3 separate regions of the Homo sapiens genome follow, and regions 1 and 3 are each linked to region 2. A link is a loop called in an ENCODE intact Hi-C map of the cell type or tissue named here. Cell type or tissue: mammary epithelial cell. All regions are shown on one strand. Each heading gives the region's core, and the rest is flanking DNA. Links, peaks and the distances in the headings are about the cores only. Region 1 overlaps ATP6V0D1 (ATPase H+ transporting V0 subunit d1). Region 2 holds the start of ELMO3 (engulfment and cell motility 3). Region 3 overlaps PLEKHG4 (pleckstrin homology and RhoGEF domain containing G4).

Region 1 (2,500 bases), core at 1-2,500, 270 kb after region 2:
GCTGCAGGGGAGACCCTGGGGCTGTGGAGCCTCTGAGTGGCCACCAGCACAGGGACAAGGGCAGGCAGTAAAAGCTGAGTTTCAGATGACTCCTCAGAGGGAAAAGCCCCATCCACCAGCCAAGCACGAAAGCCTCTGTTGAGGTCAAGGCCTGAAAACCATTGCCTGAGCATCCAAAGTGGGGCAAGGTCTGGGCAAGTGCCCAGGGCCAGGCAAGAGCTGGCCAGGAAAGCAGTGTCCAGCACCAGTCAGGGCTGCTCCTCCACATATTCCTTTCCCCTGCCACCAATCTGCCCAGCGGTCCTCAGGACCACACACATTCACACAGGGGCAATCCCAGCACTGCCCCTTGTGCCTACTCCTTGGTCCTTCAGGGGAGTTGCTAGGTTTGGACACACAGAGCAGGTGCCCAGGCCACAAAGCAGCAGCCTAGCCTACTAAAGCACCCTTCGGGGCCTTGACTTTCCTGCCTCTGAAAAGGAGGAAGACCAACATTCTAGTGCAGGATAGATTTTTTAAAACATCAGCCAGGGAGTAGGTGTTGGATGAGGCAGACGCCAAGGAGCCCAATGGAGAGGCCTCCAAACTGGGGTACAGGGTAGGAGAGACTTGTCAATCAACTGATAACCCATCGCCAGCCTGACCGTGTGGACCTGCAGTGCTTACATGGTGTTCAGGTGCCTGGTTTGGCCATCTCCCGGAGTCACCCTGCATATATGTACCTATACATGCCACATACATCCTACATGCCCCTCAGAGGGAGTGCCAAATGAGGTTGAGGAGAGAGAAAAATTCATCCTCTGTCCTGAAGACAAATTTTCCCTCTCCTGGAGAGGCCAGGGTGGCAAGACAAGAGTGGTGACTACCTAGGGAGGTGCATGGTTCTAGGAGCCTGAGAAGTGTAGCCCTGATCCCTGGGCTGCCTCAAGCTCCTACTTGGAGCTCCCAAGACCCATGGGTTCATAGCACACTGTGCTGTACCTGCAGCTCCAACTCTGAGCTGCTGGCATGACCCAGGTGAGGGTAAATGAGGACGGTGTGGTGGGCAAGGCTGGAGCAGCCTGCACTGGGCACCAAGGCAAAGAGCATCAGGAAATGTCCCCTGGCCTTCTCCTTCCCAACCCAGGAAGATAGGGCACAGGGAGGTGAGGATGGGTAGAGGTACACAGACAGGAGACACTAAGCGACAAGCCCTACCTCATCTGAGAAGGCCAACTGAGACTTAAGTGAGGGAAGTAGGGCCCAGAGCAGAGACCCAAGGGACAGTGCTGGTGGCAGCTGCCCCACGGAAAAGCAGAGAGAGAGCCTGGATGACTCACGGGGTCCAGCCACACCTCCCTCCCCAGGCTCCTTGAGAAGTGGAGTGATCCTGGCGCACCCCCTTGTGGTGGGAGGATGGCATTGTCCACAGCGAGGGGCCCCTCTGGTGGGAAGAGGGTACGCCAGCTCCAGTTCCCCTTCAACACATCCCTCCAATTTAATCACTGCCTCAGACTCCTGGTCAGCATCTCCCAGTCATCAACCTCTGAGGGAGTGGGACTACAGGTACCCACAGAGCTATGCAGGAATGTCTCATAAAGAACAGGAGTTGGGCCAGGCGCGGTGGCTCACGCCTGTAATCCCAGCACTTTGGGAGGCCAAGATGGGCAGATCACCTGCGGTCGAGGGCTCGAGACCAGCCTGACCAACATGGAGAAACCCTGTATCTAGTAAACACATACACACACACACACACACACACACACACACACACACACACACACACACACAAAATTAGCCAGGCATGGTGGCGCTTGCCTGTAATCCTAGTACTCAGGAGGCTGAGGCAGGAGAATCACTTGAACACGGGAGGCGGAGGTTGCGGTGAGCCAAGATTGTGCCATTGCACTCCAGCCTGGGCAACAAGAATAAAACTCTGTCTCAAAAAAAAAAAAGAACAGAAGTTGGCCGGGCACGGTGGCTCACACCTGTAATCCCAGCACTTTGGAAGGCCGAGGCTGAAAGATGACTTGAGCCCAGAAGTTTTGAGACCAGACTGGCCAACATAATGAGACCTTGTCTCTACCAAAAATAAACAAAATCAGCTGGGCGTCGTGGTGCATGGTTTGCAGCCTAGGTGGTCAAGGCTACAGTGAGCCATGATGGAGCCACTGCACTCCAGCCCAGGCAACAGAGTGAGGCCCTGTCTCAAAAAAAAGAAAAGAAAAGAAAAGAAAGAGAACAATAGGTGGATATAAGCCTGGAAAGCCAAACCGGAGACCACACAGACCTGAGTCGGTCATAAGGAACTGGTCTGTCTTGCATGAGTGAAGACAAAGCCTTCAGAGGGACAAGGCTGAAGAGGACGTGGAGGGAAGCATGGGCATCCTCAGCCCTCTACACTCTTGCTCTCCCTCTCAGCCAGACCCTCCCAAGTCTCCAATTCCCTTTATCTAAGTCTCAACTCCTTTTGTCTCTACTGCCTAGTATGTGTCTAATAAAAGCAAGTGCTTAATAACTC
Region 2 (2,500 bases), core at 1-2,500:
GAGGCCAACAGACAGTGCCAGCTTGGCCTAGGCAGGACCTACATCTCCTTAGCTGTGTGGAGCCTCAGGGTGGGTGGTATAGGATCCGAGGAAGCCAGGGGGCTGTAGTGGGGCCAGGCTGGACCTCTGTGCCCTGAGCATGGCTTTCTTGTTTTTCAGTTTTGGAACTCCCCAAAGAGCTGTCAGAAATCTTTGATCCCACACGAGGTAGGCTGCTGCATTCCTCCCTGAGGCTAGGGGTAAGGGACACAGCTCATTGGGTCCTATGGCTGTTTTCTTGCCCTTTTGAGGACCTTGTTGTGGCGCTTATGGTAACTGGGGCAAAGGGTGAAGTTCCTGATGGGCAGGTGGGGTTCCCTTTCCTGGGCTTTGGTGGGTGGAGAGGTGGGAGCTGGAATGTTAGTAACTGAGCTCCCTCCATTCCCAGAGTGCATGAGCTCGGAGCTGCTGGAGGAGTTGATGTCCTCAGAAGGTGGGTGGCCCTGGAAGGTGGGAGTGGGTGTGGGCAGGGGTTGGGCTGCTGCTAGGGGAGCCCTGGCCCAGGGCCTGAGACTAGTGCTCTCTGCAGTGTTTGCCCCTCTGCTTCGTCTTTCTCCACCCCCGGGAGACCACGATTATATCTACAACCTGGACGAGAGTGAAGGTGTCTGTGACCTCTTTGATGTGCCTGTTCTCAACCTCTGACTGACAGGGACATGCCCTGTGTGGCTGGGACCCAGACTGTCTGACCTGGGGGTTGCCTGGGGACCTCTCCCACCCGACCCCTACAGAGCTTGAGAGCCACAGACGCCTGGCTTCTCCGGCCTCCCCTCACCGCACAGTTCTGGCCACAGCTCCCGCTCCTGTGCTGGCACTTCTGTGCTCGCAGAGCAGGGGAACAGGACTCAGCCCCCATCACCGTGGAGCCAAAGTGTTTGCTTCTCCCTTTCTGCGGCCTTCGCCAGCCCAGGCTCGGCTGCCACCCAGTGGCACAGAACCGAGGAGCTGCCATTACCCCCCATAGGGGGCAGTGTCTTGTTCCTGCCAGCCTCAGTGTCTTGCTTCTGCCAGCTCCTTCCCCTAGGAGGGAAGGGTGGGGTGGAACTGGGCACATGCCAGCACCACTTCTAGCTTCCTTCGCTATCCCCCACCCCCTGACCCTCCAGCTCCTCCTGGCCCTCTCACGTGCCCACTTCTGCTGGGCCTTTAGCCCTAGAACCTGCAGGTGGTGGGGGCGGCTACCAAGAAGGAACAGAGGTCTCTGGGGAGGAGTCTGGGTGGTCCAGCCCTGATGATTGGCCCCACCTCCTGCTGCCCCATAACCCTCTCTTCATTTCGGCTTTTTCATTTACCCTCATTTAGAGCCATTTGCAGAGATTTAGAAAGATTTACAGTAACGAATGGATTCCTATATAAAGATTATTTTTATACTTTTTGCAGCAAAAGGAAATTGTAATATTTGTACAGTGTTCAAGTGAATAAAAACCATGCCTAAGGCTAGCTCTGATGTGGTTCTTTGGGGACCCTCCTTGGGACTGTGCTGGACTGGCAGTGTGATTGGGTGGGTCACCTTGCTGGAACTAGGGGTGGGGCGGCCTCCGGCAGCCTGCCCTCCCCGCCCCCACCTGCCGCACCTTGGTGTGGGGCGGGGCCGCCTCGGCGGGGCGGGGCAGGCGGAGCCGTCCTACCTTCCTACCCCCAGACTCCAACCCGGAACTAACCTCGGCTCCCTTGGGAAGGCCGCGTTGCATGGCCAGGAGCAGCAGTCTGGGCCGCGAGTGCGGGACACCGAGGTCAGGTCTCGGAAAGGGAGGACCTCCTCGTCCCCAGGGGCCCCAGGCCAGGTGCACCCTTGGCCGCAGGTGCACGGTCTCCGGAAAGTGCAGGCGCCCACGTCCCAGCTGGACCATGGCGCCTCCGCGGAACGTGGTGAAGATTGCCATCAAGATGCGTGACGCCATCCCGCAGCTCATCCAGCTGGACCAGGTCACCCGGCTGGTCCCGCCTCCATCTGCCCCACTGCCCCACCTCCCGGTAGCCCCCTGGCCCTCGGGGCAGCCCGCCCCACCCCTCCCCCCAGGCTCCTCCCCATCCCTCCCTGCCCAGGCCGCGAGAATGACCACTCCACTTGCAGGCGAAGCCCCTGGCCGCTGTGCTGAAGGAGGTGTGCGACGCGTGAGTGCTGCCGGGCCAGGGCCTGCGGAGGGCGGGAGGGCAGGAGGGGCGGCGCCCCCTGCCGGCCTCGCTGAGCCTCGTGCCCCTCAGGTGGAGCCTGACGCACTCTGAGCGTTACGCCCTGCAGTTTGCGGATGGGCACCGGAGATACATCACCGAGAATGTGAGTCCCCTCTCCCCAGCCCCAAGCTCGGCCTTCCGACCCCTCTAACCCACCTGGCCCCGATAACTCTGGCTCTTCATCCCACTACCGGAGCGCGATCTGTTATTCACCCCCAGCCGCCCTCACCGACACCCCAGTTGATCAGTCCTCGGAGCCCTCCCTGACCTCGCTGCCTTTTCTGCT
Region 3 (7,721 bases), core at 2,571-5,070, 87 kb after region 2:
TGTTGCCCAGGCTGATCTCGAACTCCTGAACTCAGGTGATCCTCCCGCCTCGCCTCCCAGAGTGCCGCAATTACAGGCGTGAGCCACCATGCCCTTTTCTGTAGAGTTGGGGATAGTGCTGAGCTCAGGTTCCTTGCAGGAAGCAGCCCCAGGGGCCGTGTACCAGGTGCTGCTAGTGGGAAGCACGCTGCTGAAGGAAGTGCCTTCCGGGCTGCAGGTACTAAGCCCAGTTGGCTAGGGGTAGAGGTGGGGTGCCTCCCCCCAGGCCTGGGTCACAACACCTTCTTCTCCTGTAGCTGGAGCAGTTGCCTTCTCAGAGCCTGCTGACCCACATCCCAACGGCGGGGCTGCCCACTTCGCTAGGAGGAGGCCTGCCTTACTGCCACCAGGCCTGGCTGGATTTCCGAAGGGTCAGTACACTGGGTGGGGCATGGGGGCAGTCATATAGGCAACTTGGGATCATGGAGGAGCCTCTCTGGGGCTGGCTTGAACCAGACAAAGCTGGCTGCAGTGGCCTGGAACCCAGGAAGCCCAGGACCAACACTGCATGCTGCTCCGGTCATGCCTGCCCCTGCTTACAGCGGCTGGAAGCTCTACTACAGAACTGCCAGGCAGCTTGTGCCCTGCTCCAGGGGGCCATCGAAAGTGTGAAGGCTGTGCCCCAGCCCATGGAGCCTGGGGTGAGTGTCCCCTCCCAGTCCCTCCATGAATGCTCCCTGTCTCCCTCCTTCTCTCCCATGGCCACCTCCACAGCTTATTGCCCTCAATCACAGGAGGTCGGTCAGCTGCTACAGCAGACAGAGGTCCTGATGCAGCAGGTGCTAGACTCGCCATGGCTGGCATGGCTACAATGCCAGGGGGGCCGGGAGCTGACATGGCTGAAGCAAGAGGTCCCAGAGGTGACCCTGAGCCCAGACTACAGGTGAGTGCAAGCCCGGCCCCCAGATCTTGCCCCAGCCCACCATATTCTATGCCAGGACTCATCTGGCTAGCTCAGAACCTGGTAGGACTGTGGTGCCAGGACAGGGTGGAGTGGTGCAAGGCAGGGGGTCTAAGATGGTATACCCTACACCAGGACGGCAATGGACAAGGCTGACGAGCTATATGACCGGGTGGATGGATTGCTGCACCAACTGACCCTGCAGAGCAACCAGCGAATACAGGCCCTAGAGTTGGTCCAAACACTGGAGGCCCGGGAAAGCGGACTGCACCAGGTCGGAACTACTTGCCCAGAGTGGGCCCTGCCCCGATCTCAGACGTGAGCCCCCAGTCCATAGCAGCTCTCTTCACTTTTCCCTGCTTGTGCTCCTCCAGATTGAAGTGTGGCTGCAGCAGGTGGGCTGGCCAGCACTGGAGGAGGCTGGGGAGCCCTCGCTGGACATGCTGCTCCAGGCCCAAGGCTCTTTTCAGGAGCTGTACCAGGTTGCCCAGGTATATGTGGTCACTTGTTCATGCCACGGGTATTGGGATGCAATGCCAGGAACTAGGAATGCAGAACTGTGTGAAAGCAATTCAATCCTTTGCTTTCTTAGACCTTATAGTCCCATAGAAGATATCAGTTGTAATTAATCACAGTCATATATGTGCCTGTAAACCCAGGCAAGATCTCTGGAGAGAATCAGTGCAGGTGATTCTGCCTGAGGGTATAACCAAGACTTTACCCAGCAGGAGTGTCAGGCAAGCTTTTTTTGGGTGATTTTTGAGCTGAGAGTTGAAAGATAAGTTGAGGTCAACCAGGCAGAAGAGGGTTGAGGATGGGGGCACATTCCAGGCTTGGAAGATAGCATGTGCAAAGGTCCTGTGGCAGGATGGAGGACGGTGTGCCTGAGGAATCATAAGGCCAGTGAGGTTGAAATGCAGAGCAGAGAGGAAGAAAGAGTTGGGGGAGTTGCGGTGGGACAAGCCTGGTCAGTGGCCACATCACTGGGCCCTGTAGCAGTCAGTGTGGAGTTTAATCAGGAAGGCCATGTAATCAGATCCATATTCTAGGAAGATTGCCTTCGTTTCCGAGTAGACAGTGACTTGGAGGATGGGCATGGGGAGTGCAGTGAAGAGGCAATTGCAGTAGTCTAGGTGGGAAATAGTGCCTCCTCTGGCCAGGATAGTGGCAGGGGAGACGGGTTGGAGAAGTTGATGGGATTTGCTATGTACCCATGTGGGAGGGTAAGGGACAAGGATGTTGCAAGGATGAATGGGTGCTGTTCCCTGAGAGACTAGGAGATGAGGTCATCTTGGGGGAAGGGCATTCAAGAGTCCGGTCTTGGGCATGCTCGAGATGGCTGTGAGGGATGAGAGGAGGGCCCTTGGGTCTTGGGCCTGGAGCTCAGAGGAGAGGTCTAGCTGGAGAGGATCACTTGGTGGGTCCAGGTGTTTGGATGACATTTGAAGTTGGTCACACAAGAGTGCCTGGGAGAGCGAGTGCACTGTCCTCAGGATCCCCAGTGTTTAATGGCCTAGGTGAGGGAAGGGGAGCAGGACGAGCCACCAGAGAAGAGTGAGGAGAATCAGGAGCGTGGGGAGGAGCTGGGGGAGCCCAGTAGAGAGTGGGCTGAATGACGCTGAGAGTTGGAGTCAGTGAGGCCTGAGAAGCGCTGGGGACGGGGCAGAGTGGAGCTGGAGAGGGCTGGTGCGGAGGGCGAGACGAGACGGTGAGGACAGATGATTCCTCTAGGAACTTTGGCTGTGGAGAAGGGGAGTGGATGTGGGTGGGGAGTAGGAGATACGGGTAGATGTTCCACCACAGGACAGACTTGATGGGGACATGTCGATATGTCAGCAGGAAGTATCTGAGTCTGGGGGCTAGACCGCCAGGCCTGGGCTGGCTGAGCCTAGTCTCTGTCTCTGCAGGAGCAGGTCAGGCAAGGGGAGAAGTTTCTGCAGCCGCTGACTGGCTGGGAGGCGGCTGAACTGGACCCCCCTGGGGCACGCTTTCTGGCCCTGCGAGCCCAGCTGACTGAATTCTCTAGGGCTTTGGCCCAGCGGTGCCAGCGGCTGGCGGATGCTGAGAGGCTGTTTCAGCTCTTCAGGGAGGTGGGTGAGAGTCTCCCCAGCTCCAAGTGATCCATGAGGCCGGAGGGATGGCAGCCCCAGCTTCAGCAGAGCCTGAGCTTTTCTTGGTCATGCTGCCTGTTCTCTTCCCTGGTCTTCAGTTTGACCCTAAAACCCAGTCACTGGGGCTGTGTCCTGGACAGCATCCTGTGGGGATGGGGAGTGGGTAGAGGAGCAGAGTGCCCAGCAGGCTTGGCAGGATCTTCCTCTAATGCTTGTCCGGCCCTGGTGTTGCAGGCCTTGACGTGGGCTGAGGAGGGGCAGCGAGTGTTGGCAGAGCTGGAGCAGGAACGCCCGGGGGTTGTGTTGCAGCAGCTGCAGCTGCACTGGACCAGGCACCCTGACTTGCCTCCTGCCCACTTCCGAAAGATGTGGGCTCTGGCCACGGGGCTGGGCTCAGAGGCCATCCGCCAGGAGTGCCGCTGGGCCTGGGCGCGGTGCCAGGACACCTGGCTGGCCCTGGACCAAAAGCTTGAGGCTTCACTGAAGCTACCACCGGTGGGCAGCACAGCTAGCCTGTGTGTCAGCCAGGTCCCCGCTGCACCTGCCCACCCTCCCCTGAGGAAGGCCTACAGCTTCGATCGGAATCTGGGGCAGAGTCTCAGTGAACCTGCCTGCCACTGCCACCATGCGGCCACTATTGCTGCCTGCCGCAGACCAGAGGCTGGAGGAGGTGCCCTGCCCCAGGCATCCCCTACTGTGCCTCCACCAGGCAGCTCTGACCCCAGGAGCCTCAACAGGTATGGGCAGTAGGCAGGGCGGGGAGGGCAGTAAAGGAGAGATGTCTTGGGTCCTGACTCCCCATACCTGGTAGGCTACAGCTGGTGCTGGCAGAGATGGTGGCCACGGAGCGGGAGTATGTCCGGGCTCTAGAGTACACTATGGAGAACTATTTCCCCGAGCTGGATCGCCCCGATGTGCCCCAGGGCCTCCGCGGTCAGCGTGCCCACCTCTTTGGCAACCTGGAGAAGCTGCGGGACTTCCACTGCCACTTCTTCCTGCGTGAGCTGGAGGCTTGCACCCGGCACCCACCACGAGTGGCCTATGCCTTCCTGCGCCATGTAAGCCCGACAGGCCATGTGGTATCAGCTCGTTCTGCCACACTCCCGAAGTTGCTGCTGGGCACATGCTTGGTGCCAGTCCCTGTGCTATGAGTATAGCTATGAGCAAGACTGGCAGGCTCCTGCACCTGAGGGTGCTCTTAGTCCAGTAGAGGAGACATAGAAGCAAGAACGATACTTGTAGATTATAGTTGGGGCTAGGAGGAAAATAAGCAGGATAGATGCTTGTGAATTACTGGCGGGGCAGGGGCTCCACTTTAGAGGGCCTGAGTGCGGTGCCAGGACACCTGGTACAAGAGGAAGTCTTTGAGAGGCTGATGTTTAAGCTGAGGAATAGGGGAGGGGCTGGAGTGAGTGTCCCACCCAGAGGAAAGAGCAAGTACAAGGTCGTGTGGAGGAAAGGGGGCCTGCCAAGGAGGTGGCTGAGTGTAGTGAGCAGGACAGTCCCAGGTGAGGTGAGCTCTTAGAGCCGTGGGAGGAGCAGAGCTGAAGGCAGGAGCTCAGTCTGAGGGCAAGGGGCTTCTTCCTTGGGGGCCTGTGGGCACACCCCCTTTGCCCAGTACTGTTCTTGCCAAATCACCCCTTGTTCAAAGCAGGGAAGACTGGGTCTGTAGGGGAGGCCTCCCTAAGAGGCATCTACTGGCATTTTGGTCCTCTCAAGCTGAGGGTGGTCTAGCCTGTGCCAGCCTTAGGGAGCTGGCCCCTTTGCACTGGGGCTGAGCCACATGTCCTTGTAGAGGGTGCAGTTTGGGATGTACGCGCTCTACAGCAAGAATAAGCCTCGCTCCGATGCCCTGATGTCAAGCTATGGGCACACCTTCTTCAAGGTAAGTGAACCTGAGATTAGGAGGAGTAGGGGATGCGGGGAGTGCCCCCAAACCACTCAGTGGCCTCCCATCCGCCCACAGGACAAGCAGCAAGCACTGGGGGACCACCTGGACCTGGCCTCCTACCTGCTAAAGCCCATCCAGCGCATGGGCAAGTACGCACTGCTGCTGCAGGAGCTGGCACGGGCCTGCGGGGGCCCCACGCAGGAGCTCAGTGCGCTGCGGGAGGCCCAGAGCCTTGTGCACTTCCAGCTGCGGCACGGAAACGACCTGCTGGCCATGGACGCCATCCAGGGCTGTGATGTGAGTCATCCCAGGGCAAGGGCAGTGGGTGTGAAGAAGAAGGCAGAAGAGGCTGGCCACCCACCAGCCCCCAACTCTGCAGGTTAACCTCAAGGAACAGGGGCAGCTGGTGCGACAGGATGAGTTTGTGGTGCGCACTGGGCGCCACAAGTCCGTGCGCCGCATCTTCCTTTTTGAGGAGCTGCTGCTCTTCAGCAAGCCTCGCCATGGGCCCACAGGGGTTGACACATTTGCCTACAAGCGCTCCTTCAAGGTAGGCCTGCCCACCCCAGGCCCCACCACTTGTTTTCCCGCCCCATGCCTTACCAAGCCCCTCTCTCCCGCTGGCCACAGATGGCAGACCTTGGTCTCACTGAGTGCTGTGGGAACAGCAACCTGCGCTTCGAGATCTGGTTCCGCCGCCGCAAGGCCAGGGACACCTTTGTGCTGCAGGCCTCCAGCCTGGCTATCAAGCAGGCCTGGACAGCTGACATCTCCCACCTGCTTTGGAGGCAGGCCGTCCACAACAAGGGTGGGTCCATGCCCCTCCTTCACGCCACACTCCCCTCACTGGAGAGCTTACATTGACCCACAGGAGCCCAGAGACCTGGGAAAAGCTCGGGAAGTGGGGAGAAGGCCCAGCGACAGCCACCAGTGCAGGAGAAAGGATTTCAAAGCCAGGCAGCCTTGCTGTCACTGCCTCTGACTTTGGACACAACGTGAACTTCTCTGAATATAAGGGGCATCATGGCTCTCTCTCTCTTTATTTTTGGAGACAGGGTCTCGCTCTGTCGCCCAGGATGGCGTGCAGTGGCATGATCTTTGCTCATTGTAGCCTCTGCCTCCTGAGCTCAAGCATTCTTCCCACCTAAGCCTCCCAAGTAGCTGAGACTACAGGCATGTGCCACCATGCCTAATTTGTAAAATTTTTTCATAGAGGTCTCATTATATTGCCCAGACTGGTCTTGAACTCCTGGGCTCAAACAATCCTCCTACCTCGGCCTCCCAAAGTGTTGGGATTACAGGCGTGAGCCACTGCGCCCAGCCAGGGGCCTCATCTTTAAAAGGGGAATATGGCACCTGCCCCACAGGATTGTTGGGAGGAGAGCACCTGGCACTAGAAAGGCTCAGCTCACAGGACAGTTAATGTGCTGGATGGAGGTGTACAGGAAAGACTTATCTGGGGGGTGGTAGAGGCCCAAGGACAGGCTTATGTCCAGAAGCATCCCACTTATGTCCACTCTCCACCCAGAGGTGCGCATGGCTGAGATGGTGTCCATGGGTGTGGGGAACAAGGCCTTCCGAGACATTGCTCCCAGCGAGGAAGCCATCAACGACCGCACCGTCAACTATGTCCTGAAGTGCCGAGGTAGCAGGCAGGCTACAGGGTGTGGGGGTGGGAGTAGGAAAGCTGTGCGGGAAGCACTGTGGCCCTCCATTAGTGCTGGCCCGCACTTTCCTTGGGATCTGGGGCCAGGCTAGGCTCTGGCCTGTCCCAACCTGACCCTCTCTCTTATGCAGAAGTTCGCTCTCGGGCGTCCATTGCCGTAGCCCCGTTTGACCATGACAGCCTCTACCTGGGGGCCTCGAACTCCCTTCCTGGAGACCCTGCCTCTTGCTCTGTTCTGGGGTCCCTCAACCTGCACCTGTACAGAGACCCAGCTCTTCTGGGTCTCCGCTGTCCCCTGTATCCCAGCTTCCCAGAGGAAGCAGCACTGGAGGCTGAGGCAGAGCTGGGCGGCCAGCCCTCTTTGAGTATGTCTGGGCCTAGCCAGAGGCAGGAGGGCATGGCTTGGGGTCTGGGGCTTCCCGTGCTGACAGTTCACCCAGTCTCCCTCCCTAGCTGCTGAGGACTCAGAGATCTCGTCCCAATGCCCATCAGCCAGTGGCTCCAGTGGCTCTGACAGCAGCTGTGTGTCAGGGCAGGCCCTGGGTAGGGGCCTGGAGGACTTACCCTGTGTGAGTGCCATTTGCCCTATACCCACCAGCCCTTCCCCAGCCCAAGCTGAGCCTGTGACTGTGACCAGCCCCTCCCCAGCCCAGGCTAGGCCTTTACTTTGGGTAGAGCTTGGGGTGGGTGGGCCAGAGCCATTCCCCAGACACCTCCTGGGTCCAGAGTCAGGGAAGCAGGCATTCATGCCTGGCCTGGCCCTGCAGGTCTGAGCCCGGGACTGGACGAGCAGTAGATCCAGCAGCCTGCAGCTCCAAGGAACATTGCCTCTCTGGATCTGCTGTGACCAGGGTGTGGCTGACACCTGGGCTACCTCCAACCTACATGTGCAACGCTGTTGACTACCCTTTCTGATGTGTGTGGCCATTGGACTAACTGGCACGGGGCCTCTCTAGGGAAGTCTGGTTGTAGAGCCTGAATAGGCTCCTGGCCCCATGACCCCTTCTCCTGTCCCCAGCTCCCATCCCAGTTGTGGGTTAAGAATAGGCTAGAGCAGACATTGGGTGTTTCCATGCTGTAGGCTGGTGGGGGACCATGTGCCTCTAGGCAGTG

What was found. A loop is a pair of places that touch in the nucleus more often than their neighbours do. Peaks named below come from ENCODE experiments on the same cell type or tissue, not always from the same donor. Only the 100,000 strongest peaks of a DNase experiment are listed, where the experiment ranks them.
Region 1: a loop joins it to region 2, with 19 times the contacts of the local background. A loop is called at or near these places in 2 of 110 quality-filtered maps.
Region 3: it touches region 2 in a loop (11-fold over the local background); 3 of 110 quality-filtered maps call a loop at or near these places.

The regions. Positions count from the first base shown.
Region 1 is chr16:67,464,608-67,467,107 of GRCh38, forward strand. The region is part of intron 1 of ATP6V0D1 (ATPase H+ transporting V0 subunit d1); the gene reads right to left. Among named protein-coding and RNA genes, the nearest start is that of ATP6V0D1, 15 kb to the right of the region's middle. RefSeq lists enhancers at 828-1,328, 1,329-1,829. In mammary epithelial cell, for the core only: a CTCF peak has its summit at 1,383 (motif pointing left); a DNase peak (open chromatin) is centred at 1,354.
Region 2 is chr16:67,197,440-67,199,939 of GRCh38, forward strand. E2F4 (E2F transcription factor 4) reads left to right here. Exons shown (of 10, transcript NM_001950.4): 8 at 160-207; 9 at 428-472; 10 at 569-1,479. The coding sequence ends at 684. It overlaps ELMO3 (engulfment and cell motility 3), which reads left to right and starts at 1,692. Exons shown (of 20, transcript NM_024712.5): 1 at 1,692-1,965; 2 at 2,114-2,154; 3 at 2,245-2,317. The coding sequence starts at 1,888. RefSeq lists a silencer at 1,028-1,087. In mammary epithelial cell, for the core only: CTCF peaks have their summits at 1,002 (motif pointing left) and 2,212 (motif pointing left); DNase peaks (open chromatin) are centred at 1,022 and 1,692; H3K4me3 peaks cover 1,195 bases; H3K27ac peaks cover 1,129 bases.
Region 3 is chr16:67,281,428-67,289,148 of GRCh38, forward strand. It overlaps PLEKHG4 (pleckstrin homology and RhoGEF domain containing G4), which reads left to right. Exons shown (of 22, transcript NM_001129729.3): 6 at 140-217; 7 at 297-410; 8 at 582-680; 9 at 774-922; 10 at 1,076-1,214; 11 at 1,315-1,431; 12 at 2,848-3,030; 13 at 3,286-3,788; 14 at 3,863-4,109; 15 at 4,847-4,936; 16 at 5,018-5,239; 17 at 5,322-5,492; 18 at 5,573-5,750; 19 at 6,471-6,587; 3 more. The coding sequence ends at 7,381. Among named protein-coding and RNA genes, the nearest start is that of PLEKHG4, 5.8 kb to the left of the region's middle. RefSeq lists an enhancer at 2,952-3,692. In mammary epithelial cell, for the core only: a CTCF peak has its summit at 3,685 (motif pointing left); a DNase peak (open chromatin) is centred at 3,564.